Linked DNA regions of Homo sapiens: region 1 is linked to region 2. A link is an interaction called in ENCODE POLR2A ChIA-PET data of the cell type or tissue named here. Cell type or tissue: PC-9. All regions are shown on one strand. Links, peaks and the distances in the headings refer to the core of each region. The heading gives the core; the rest is flanking DNA. Region 1 overlaps MAML2 (mastermind like transcriptional coactivator 2). Region 2 overlaps MAML2 (mastermind like transcriptional coactivator 2).

Region 1 (5,380 bases), core at 272-5,271, 110 kb after region 2:
CAGAAGGTCTGATTTTGTCAGGCATGCAGCTCTGAAAGTCTCTTAGAGCAACTATACATATGAATTTGAGGGCAAAATGTCACCCTCTAAGTGAACTGAATGGAGAAAACACAATAGAAGTCTGTTAAAATGCTGCTTTGGGTAACATGAAAAAAAAAAAAGCCTAGGTGTGGTCATTCTTTCTGGAGGCCTGGTAGGTGCCTGTCTACACTATGATTTGCAGGGTGCCTACCCGCCTGAAGCTGAACATTATTTTATTTAATGCATTGCTTTCCCTGAAATGTTGGGGATCAATATGAAGTGGGGAAATGTCCTTCTGGCCTGAAAAGTCTGAAAATTCTGAAAAATACACACACACACACACACACACACACACACACACACACACACACACACATAAGCACGCACACTACCTGATAGGAGAAGGCAGGAAGAAGTAGTGTGTGTGTATGAGAAAGACAGACAGCACATGTGTGAGCTGATTAGATGATCTCATAAAGTGGTTTGGAAACCAAAGGACAGAGGAGTTGAGACAAAGCTTTAAGTCCATCTACATTTTGACGAATGGATTCTGCCCAGGCAGGAAGCTAGAAAGGCGTAAAACAGGCCCAGTTAGCATGGATGTGAAATTGATTTCTGAATCCTGACCTCACATATAGCCCTATTGCTTAAGGCGGCATCTTAAACCTCGTCACTTTAGGATCTCCCTCTTAAAGGTTCCAGTAGCCCTCTGTGACGAACATTGCCTTCCACTGTGACATGCAACCCAGTCATGTGCCTCATCCACGGTATCACAGAAGCTCTTCAAAATTGAAAAGTAGGCCAGGTGTGGTGGCTCACACCTGTAATCTCAGAACTTTGGGAGGCCGAGGTGGGCAGATCACAAGGTCAGGAGTTTGAGACCAGCCTGGCCAACATGGTGAAACCCTGTCTCTACTAAAAATACAAAAAGAAAGTTAGCTGGGCATGGTAGCATACGCCTGTAATCTCAGCTACTCAGGAGGCTAAGGCAGGAGAATTGCTTGAACTCAGGAGGTGGAGGCTGCGGTGAGCTGAGATCACGTCACTGCACTCCAGCCTGGGTGACAGAGTGAGACTCCGTCACAAAAAAAAAAAAAAAATGAGAAGTTAAGTTTTCAGCCAGGCGCAGTGGCTCATGCCTGTAATCCCAGCACTTTGGGAGGCCGAGGCAGATGGATCATTTGAGGTCAGGAGTTCAAGACCAGCCTGGCCCACATGGTGAATCCCCATCTCTACTAAAAATACAAGAATTAGCCGGGCATGGTGGCATGTGCCTGTAGTCCCAGCTACTCAGGAGGCTGAAGCAGGAGAATTGCTTTTGAACCCAGTAGGCGGAGGTTGCAGTAAGCTGAGATCACGCCACTGCACTCCAGCCCAGGCGACAGAGTGAGACTCTGTCTCAAAAAAAGAAAAGTAAAGTTGTCCTCAGTCTGTCTCTGTTTGCCTCTGTCTGCTCTCTGTCTCCTTCTCTTTGTCTCCTTCTGTCTTCTCTCGGTCTCCTTCTCCTTCTCTCTTCTAAATTTCTCTGCTGATCTCTCCTTCTTCCTTTGTCTCTGCCTGGCTCTGCCTGTCTCTCTGTCTTTATTTGATCCACCGCCATGTTCTTAACTGTCACCTCAATGCATATGACTCCTGAGTCATCATGGCCAGTACTAAATTGTCTTCTAATTTGTACTCCAAAACTTCTAACTACTTGTTGGATATCTTCGCCTGAATATTCTACCCCTCAAATTATCATGTACCAATCTAAATTAAATTCAATATCTAAATAATTGACTTGAAATTTCGTTAACAATTTTTGACAAATACAAAAGTTATTGCCATCACAGCAAGAAAAGCTTTGCTCTTCCTCCTGATTCATACATCAAACATTTACTGAGTCTCTACTATGTGGGAGTGATGAAGTCACAAAGCTGAAAAAGATAATCCCTGCTCTCACGAAGCTCAGCTTCAATGACAAGTGTGTAATCAGAATACACAGTGCTTGGATATGAGACCTTGCAAGATAAAGTGAGAGCACATAGGAAGGATACCTAACCCAGACTGGGAGCAGGGAGTGGGTTAGGGTGCCCGGGAAGACTTCTGGGAAGTAGTGACACTTACCTTGAATCCTATGGGTTGTGTAGGAGTTAATCTAGTAAGGGGATGGAGAGAGACGTCAGCATTTCTTGAAGCATTGGCAACAGTACACAAGCCCAGACAGACAGCCTGGCAACTCTGAGGAAATTGCAAGTAGTTCAGGATGATGAGAGCAGAGAGTTAGGGCAGGGACATGCTCAAAGCACCCACACCCACAGCTTTGGGGTCTTAGAGTCATTAATGAGCGACCCATTCCCCCTCACCCTACATAAGATAGTATTAAGCCCTGAAAATTTGACTGCCACCAGATAGTCCTCGTCTCCATCCCTGTGGTCACTACTCTAGTTCAGACCTGCTTTACCCTTGTAGGGCCACCATACTAACCCCTGCTTGACAGTTTCCAGGCCTCCCCAACTCTAGTTTATTTTGCCTCCCATTACAGCATTTTTCTGAAGTCTCCCTGCTTAAAGCGTGTTCTACAGTCTAGCAGCATCAGCATCACCTGGGAACTTCTTGGCAATGCAGCATCTTAAGCCCCTCCCTAGACCTACCGAATCTAAATGTATACTTTAACAAACTCTTTTGGTGATCTGAATGCACATTAAAGTCTGAAAAGCATTGCTTTCAAGCATAGCTCTACTTATCTCCCATCATTGCTGAAACACAAAACCTTCTGTTGCTCACTGGTGCCTGCTGAATACACTTCAAACTCCCTCGTCTAATTTTCACTTTCTTCTAGCCTACCGGGACACTTTCCTTTTTCAGAACATGCTCCATCCATCCTTCCTCAGCTCCTGCCTTTGCCCTTGCCTGGGACACTCTTTCACCTCTCTTTATCCTTCTGATCCATAGGGCTGAGCTAAAATGCAGCGTCTTTCTTGATTTCTCCAAGGGGTGCCTCTCCCATCATTGGGCATCCAAAATATTTCCATTATTTCTTCTTAGTCTGTCATATCTTGCATTACAGTTATGAGTTATATTTCTTGACAGCAAGTAATCCGAAAGCTCCTGAAGGGCAGAAACTATATCTAACTCATATAACCGGCCCTTGATATGGTTTGGATCTGTGTTCCCACCCAAATCTCATGTTCAGTTGTAATTCTCAGTATTGGAGGTGAGGCCTGGTGGGAGGTGATTGGATCGTGGGGATGCTCCTTCATGAATGGTTTAGCACGAACTCCTCAGTGCTGTTCTCATGATGGTGAGTGAGTTCTCACATCTGGTTGTCTAAAAGTATGTAGCACCTTCCCCCTCTTCCTTTGTCCTGTTCCTGGCATGTAAGACACCCGCTCCTACTTTGCCTTTCACCATGAATAAAACTCCCCTGAGGCCTCCCCAGAGCAGATGCTGCCATGCTTCCTGTAAAGCCTGCAGAACTATGAGCCAATGAAACCTCTTTTGTTTATAAATTACTCAGTCTCAGGTATTTTTTATAGCAGTGAGAGACTAATACAGCCCTTAGGATTTTAGTTCATAGGTGATCAATACATATTTTTAAGATAAATTGTTGAAAAAATGTTTATAGCTAGGCATAGTGACTTATGCCTGTAATCTTGGCACTTTGGGAGGCCAAGGCAAGAGGGCTGCTTGCACTTGAGGCTAGGAGTTTAAGACCAGCCTGGGCAACATATTGAGATCTCATCTCTACTATTAATAAAAATATTAGCCAGATATGGTGGTGTGCACCTATAGTCCCAGCTACTTGGGAGGCTGAGGTGGCAAGTTCACTAAGCCCAGGGGTTTGAGGCTGCAATGAGCTATGATTGCACCACTGCACTCCAGGCTGGGCAACAGAGTGAGATTCTGTCTAAAAGAATAGGTGAAAAAGAGTAACTGCATATTGTTATCAACAGCAAAAGAAATGTAGACTCATTCAGCACTCACTTGGTAACATCCAACAAATGACCTCTACTGGATTTAAATGACAAATCGAGAAACAACTTATTCCCAACTACTACAGCTATTAAAAATATAATCGACAGAGAAGATAGAACACCAGTTGAAGTTCTGTCCAAATGTTTAAGTGTTAAAACTCTGCAGTTCTCACTTACCTTAAATATCATATAGCACATGGCCAGCAAGAATTCTAGGTGTATAAAACTCATTCTCTCTTTTCTTCCAACTAAAGCGAGGGACCGTGGGGGCTAGCCATAAACCCTTTGATCATTTTCTTCAGTGTATCATGTGAAATTTGTTTCAGTCTCCTGACACATGAACACATTTACCAGAAATATTCCTTAGAGCCAATTTGTATAAAGCAAGGAAGAGTCATGGTGGGTGTAGCAGAAACTTGCAATGTTTCCAGGCAAGGAAATACTGTGTTCACAGAATGCTGATTTGGTAAAAGAAGGAGAGGAGTTTTGCTGGGAGAATACCAATGTAGTTTAACAATGCAGCTCAAACATGTCGGGGCATTCTAGGTGACCAGCTCTCAATGACAAGCCCTCAAGACAAGCAGCCTGCCTGCCAGAATCTCACAGATTGGATGCAAGCAAGGGAAATGCTCCATCTATCTCTCTCAAGGTGGAGGAACCAAGGAGGACACTGCAGTTATATTAAGTGATTCTAATTATCACATTTCTACAGCCAGAATGCAGGGTAGTTTTACCCACTGATTCTCCCAGCAGGAGCCAGCCAGAAGAAAAATTAAGAGGATGCTTTGGAAATCTTCTTTTTTCATACTTAAATTCATAGATGGTCAAGGTATAAAATTTAGGCCCCATCTGGATTTTCTGCTTCTGTTTTTAGAATTTTTTTTTTTTTTTTGCATGAGGTCCCAATTAGTCCAAAACAATGAGGCATCCCTTAATCCCAAATGACGCTTGCTCCTACGCCTGTACCTTTCCTTGTCCTATCAAAACATCAAGACTTGTAGTGGTATTATTTGTTAGGAGGACCACACGATGGCAGTTAAGCATGTGGTCCCTGGGGTCAACCCACTTGGGTTCAAGTCCTTACCCTGCCTCTTCCTAACTGTATCATCCTGGCAAGTTATTGTAACATTCTGCCTATTGAATCTTGCCTTTCTTTTATATTTTGGTATTTTGATCATCATGAATTTATTAGGATTAATTTTGGTTTTTTAAAGGATTACATTAAAATATTATTAATCTTGATTACTGAGGTTTTTGACATTCTCTCAAATTTTTTACCCAAAGCAAGTGAGGTAGTGGCCTGTGTTTCAGTTGTCTCATCTATAAGGGAAAGTTAAAAATAGTGGCTGGGTGTGGTGGCTCACACCTGTAATCCCAGCACTTTGGGAGGCCAAGGTGGGTAGATC
Region 2 (5,380 bases), core at 297-5,296:
CATTTTTGGGGGTCAGAGTTATTGGTTTGATCATATAGGGCCAGTTAGCTTTTTCTTGGACTCTAATCATTGTAACCATATGGTTTTCAATATATGCCCTTAGTCACATGGGGAAGCATATGGGAGTGTCCAAGAGGTTTAGTTTAAAAGATTAAAAGGCTTGTCTGCTTTCTGAATTATTTGAACCCGTCCTCATAGGCAAAGGTCCTGGAATTAAGGACAGACTAATATAATTACTGGGTAATATGGGAAAGCTACCTTGAGGAAGTGGAGGTGGAATTTAACTCCCAAAGAAGGAAAAGAATTTGCATAACTACCACAAAGATAAAAGATTAGAATTCTGGAATTGTGTGGTACCCTTTAGAAAGGCAATCAGGGCAAGTGTGAGATAGGTCAAGAGAGGGTAGACATATCAGTGGCAGGAATGTGGAAAAGAAACCACGCTAGACTGGAAGAAAGCTATGCGAAGCCAACCATAAGTAATTCTGATTTTAAAATTTCAAATAGAGTGTCTTTTAAAAAAGTAGTGCGTGTTTTAGGTATGCCCATTATTTTCTCACAGCACCTTCTTTTGGAACAATCTGCTCTGCCTAGATCAATCAAATTCTTGTTTTCTGAGGATGTGGATTCTACGGAAGATAGGAGACTGGGTCTGTCAGGTGTTAGCTCCTGGCACTGGAAAGTCATGTAGAGCAAGAAATAGTATCGTGGTAACCCAAAGTCCTGTGCAGGCTGAAATCACTGGGCAACAGTAACTAAGATCTTTGTAGAGGAAACTTCAGAGAGGAATGAAGCAAGAGATCATGAGATCTCAGAAGGAAGGAAGCACAGAGACAGGGAAGATTACTGCTGTGCTTTCCCATTTTTTGGTATTCTCCCAACATTGGGTTCTCTAAGACTCCACTGTATTCTTCCAGGAAATCTTCATATATTCAAAAGAGACTGAGGAGATTTCTGTTCCATGAAATGCAACAGTGCCTCACACACAGAGAGATGAAAGGAAGACAAACAAATTCAAAATCAAAAGGCCTCCATTCGAGTCCTAGCTCCATGTGACCGTGGGCAAGTTACATAACCTCTCTGATACACGTGCTGGGCATCTGTGAACTAAGGGTTAGGATATAGACTCCTCAGTGAGGCTACAGGGATTAAATGTGAAAATGGTCTGAAACTGTGCCTGTCATACAGTGAAACCCTCAAAAAACAGAATATAACTGAATAAAATAATGCACAAGTATAGCAATTTTAAAAAACTTTACCACAGTATTATGTTCAATTAAAACAGATTTTTGTGGAAAACATAGCTATTCTTTGAGATGCTACACATGTAATTCTATAATAAAGTAGGCACATGACACACAGAAAATCTCTCATCTAATGAGTGGCTTAACCCCACCGGAATGACACATACAAACGGACATAATCAAAAAGCCGGGGGTAAGATATAGGTATAGGGCCCAAGAAAAAAGATGGTATGTCTCAGGTTTTAAGTAGGGGTAGAAGGGCACTTTAAGTTCACTCTAGAGAGTTTTATTTCCTCTAACAACTAGGAGAGGTGGATCTTTCATTCATTTTAAACTCTTTTAGCACTACTCTCTGCAGGAATATGATGGGAAAGAACACATGATCACCATTCCTGACTCAGAGCCCCTGGAACAGGTCTGGTCACCACCACAATCACAGTTGCAGTGGACGGTGAAAAAGCACTTGGTGTGAAAATAAGATTTTAGGAGCTCACGATAGGATGGCAAATAGGGATACATTGTGATTTGAGGGTTTCACTTCTTTCTTTCCTACTTGGCCCATGATGAGGGAAACTAGATCTCAAGATTCAAGAATATGTTGAATCCTTATCTATTTAAATTTAGAGATTTAACCAAGAAGTCCCATTGTAAAAATAACTCCGGGGCTGAGATGTGGCGATCCAAATTCCTGAAAATTGTTAACCCCCAATAATTCTTACTGCCTTGAATTCCCCAGGAATGACAGTATATTTCTAATTTCCAGGTGTGCTGCGGCTAACTTAAACAAGATAAAACACCTTTCATGGTATTTAAAAACACCAGTGGGTTTTCTCCCTATAGTCTCCACTCCCAGCTCAGAGGACTGTAATCCTAAACTTGGAGCACCATCTTAGATAAGTGAAAGCGGAGTAGATAATTTTGAACTGGATCCATCTTGGAAATTTGATCGGAGTCTGAGAATACCGCCTAGGTTGTTCCTGCACTGCCGTCGGGAGCCAACGCACCTGGGCTCTTGCCAGTACTTGCTTTCTGCCCAGTCACCAGATGCATTCTGGGATGTTTCTGCCCACAAGCAAAACTTTGGCTTGTTTTTCTTCACAGCAACTAATGCCTCAGAAAATAAAAAATAAAAAAACAACAACAACAAAAAAAATAACTCTGGCTTTGCAGTTTCCCTGCTGCCTTTAAACCTGTAATGCTAAATGACGTGCCCACAATAAAATAAGAATAAGTGCTCTTTTCTCCTTTTAAAAATCACCAGTGGCTACAAGATCTTTGGCTAAATTGTCCAAAAGTCCAGGTGTTCTCTCTCTTGCTCTTTCTCTGATATATACACATGCATTTCGAGACAAACACCCTTATACACGGTTGTAAGACAGTTTCAACTTTATTTGACAGCTGTTTGCAAATTTAGCCCTGTTACTGAAGCATGCATTCACCAGCTGGCTGGTGACCATGGAAAACTAATAAATACTTAAAGAGGTCTCCAATCAGTGAGCAAAGAAGCTTAGATTGATACTATGACTTCTGAGTTTTGAGGCAATCACCAGTAACATAGAACAGGCCAATTCAGAGAGGACGTGCAAAGGGGAAGAAACCAAAAACACACAGGTTAGAACCAGCAATTGGCTGGATCTTTTCTCCCAGAGGGAGCTGTGTTCAAAGGCAATTCACCCACAGAGCCTGGATGTGTCACCAGCCAGGAGCTCTCGCTGGGCATTCTAAGCTTTGTTTCTGTTTCCTTGACTGCTATTTGTTTACTTCAAGGCTCATAAACTTGCCTCTTGATATTTTAACTCCCAATCCTGACAGTGACAAAATACCCCAAGAGATGGCTTGGCTAATAAAGATCACTAGATATAGGCTAAAATTAGGCAGGGTGGGGCTGTGAAAATAGGTATTACATTAACGTACTAAAGAGAATGTTGAAAATCCACATTCTTGTGCCATAATTAGAATAACATTGTAATATTCTGGCATCTATATTTTACTCGTAAAATATGAAAGCAGGTAAATATTAAGAATTTAATAAATATATACTTAATATAAAATGAAGGAATCTGAGGAACATGCTCCACCAAATTGAATTCTATGGAATTTTACTGTCTTGTGCATTAGTAATGTGTGTTCTATGGGAAAGGAAGGTTGTGGTTAGAAAATAATGTACTAGACATTTTTTTGTTTGCTTGTTTGTTTTACTGTGGGTCTTAGCAACACCTGTATTATATCGACATACACATCTTCATCGTTCCTTATACTCATTTAACCACAGAACCATTTTGGTGTATGTGGTGAAACTAGATTTTGCGTAAATCAATTTGGAATGTCTTCTACTGAACACATCTTAGGAAATGTTGATCTAAGGAAAAACGCAAAATAGATAAAAATTATGACTAGATCTTGAATAAATTCAATGTTTTAAACTGGTTCAACTATTCAATCGCTTAGAACTTTCTCATCCAAAGCAATGTGCTAGGCACTTAAGCCCTATCTGGAGGAATTCACAGCAAGAGACCCATATACCAAGCTTGCTCTTACTGCATGGTATTTGTATTTGCTGTTTCCTCTAACTGGAATGCTCCTCCTCATGGTCCTTACTTTATCTGGGTCACTTCTCCAGTGTTGCCTATAGAGAAGTCTTCCCTCATAACTTATCTAAAATAGCACTTCCATCACTCTCTAACTCTCTACCTTGCTTAATTTTTTTCAAAGTACCCAAAATGATTTTATGTATTTCCTTATATACTTATTGTTCATCTACTCTATTGAAACCTAGCCCTATCAAAGACATAACTGTTTTATTCAACCTTGTATCTTCAGCACTTAGTATAGTATGTGGCATTTAGTAGGTGCTTAATAATACTTGTCAAATGAATGAATGAATAAATAAATGAATGAAAATAATTCTAGGCCAGGCGGAATTACTGGTGGCACACATCTGTAATCCCAGCACTTTGGCAGGCCAAGTTCACTTGAGCCCAGGAGTTTGAGACCAGCTTAGGCAACATAGTGAGACCCTGTCTACACAAAAATGTTTTTAAAGAATTAGTCAGGCATGATGATGTATGCCTGTAGTCCCAGCTACTTGGGAGGCTGAAGCAGAAGGATCACTTGAGCCTAGGAGGTTGAGGTTTCAGGGAGCCATGATTGCACCACTGAACTCCAGCCTCAGTGACAGAGCAAGACCAACTCAGAAAAAGAGGAGAGGAGGGGAGAGGAGGAGACAGAGGTGAGAGAAGAGAGAAGAGAGGGGAGAGAGGAGGAGAGGAGGGGAGGGGAGAGGAGAGAGGAGACAGGAGAGGGGAGGGGGATAAGGGAGAGGGGAGGAGAGGAGACAGGAGAGGGGAGAGGGGAGGAGGGAAGAGGAGAGGAGGGAACAGAAAAGAATTCCATAAAAGTAACATAGGAGGAGCTAGAGGAATTTGGGTTGAGGCTGCTAAGAAAGGCTTTATGGAGAAGATGACATTTGAGCTTTGCATTGAATATGGGAAGGTTTCTGACATGGCGCAAATAGAATAAATAGTTTAGGATAAGAAAGAAAGCTTAAAGGCCCAGAAGTAGCCTTGAAAAAGTAACCTTTAGACAGGCAGGAAAAGAGATCATCGGCCGGGCGCGGTGGCTCACGCCTGTAATCCCAGCACTTTGGGAGGCCAAGGCAGGCGGATCACGAGGTCAGGAGATCGAGACCATCCTGGCTAACATGGTGAAACCCTAACACGGTGAAACCCTGTCTCTCAAAATACAAAAATTAGCCGGGCGTAGTGGCGGGTGCCTGTAGTCCCAGCTACTCAGGAGGCTGAGGCAGGAGAATGGCGTGAACCCGGGAGGCGAAGCTTGCAGTGAGCAGAGATCGTGCCACTGCACTCCAGCCTGAGCGACAGTGACAGAGCAGGACTCTGTCTCAAAAAAAAAAAAAAAAAAAGATCATCACAACCTGGGGCTAGCAGCCTATTCGCTGCACTCAGGAATGAGACACTTCCAAAGCAACACAAGTCCTCAAACCGGGGTTCCCTTTAGATGTCTGAGCCTGGCCTATTCTATTCATGTTTTCCTGGTTCAATAGTTTGTTCATTCATTATATTATTTATTATGTGCCAGGTACACTTCAAGGTGACAGATAAAGCAGACATAAAAAT

Evidence for each region. Peaks named below come from ENCODE experiments on the same cell type or tissue, not always from the same donor. Only the 100,000 strongest peaks of a DNase experiment are listed, where the experiment ranks them.
Region 1: POLR2A ChIA-PET joins it to region 2 with 7 read pairs; 4 of 35 experiments call an interaction of 5 or more read pairs at or near these places.

What each region holds. Positions count from the first base shown.
Region 1 is chr11:96,148,312-96,153,691 of GRCh38, forward strand. All of the region lies in intron 1 of MAML2 (mastermind like transcriptional coactivator 2), which reads right to left. Among named protein-coding and RNA genes, the nearest start is that of MIR1260B, 190 kb to the right of the region's middle. RefSeq lists an enhancer at 1,276-2,475. In PC-9, for the core only: no CTCF peak of the experiment used is centred there; no DNase peak of the experiment used is centred there.
Region 2 is chr11:96,034,817-96,040,196 of GRCh38, forward strand. The region is part of intron 2 of MAML2 (mastermind like transcriptional coactivator 2); the gene reads right to left. Among named protein-coding and RNA genes, the nearest start is that of MTMR2, 110 kb to the left of the region's middle. RefSeq lists an enhancer at 4,993-5,380. In PC-9, for the core only: no CTCF peak of the experiment used is centred there; DNase peaks (open chromatin) are centred at 3,025 and 3,475; H3K4me3 peaks cover 1,829 bases; H3K27ac peaks cover 4,692 bases.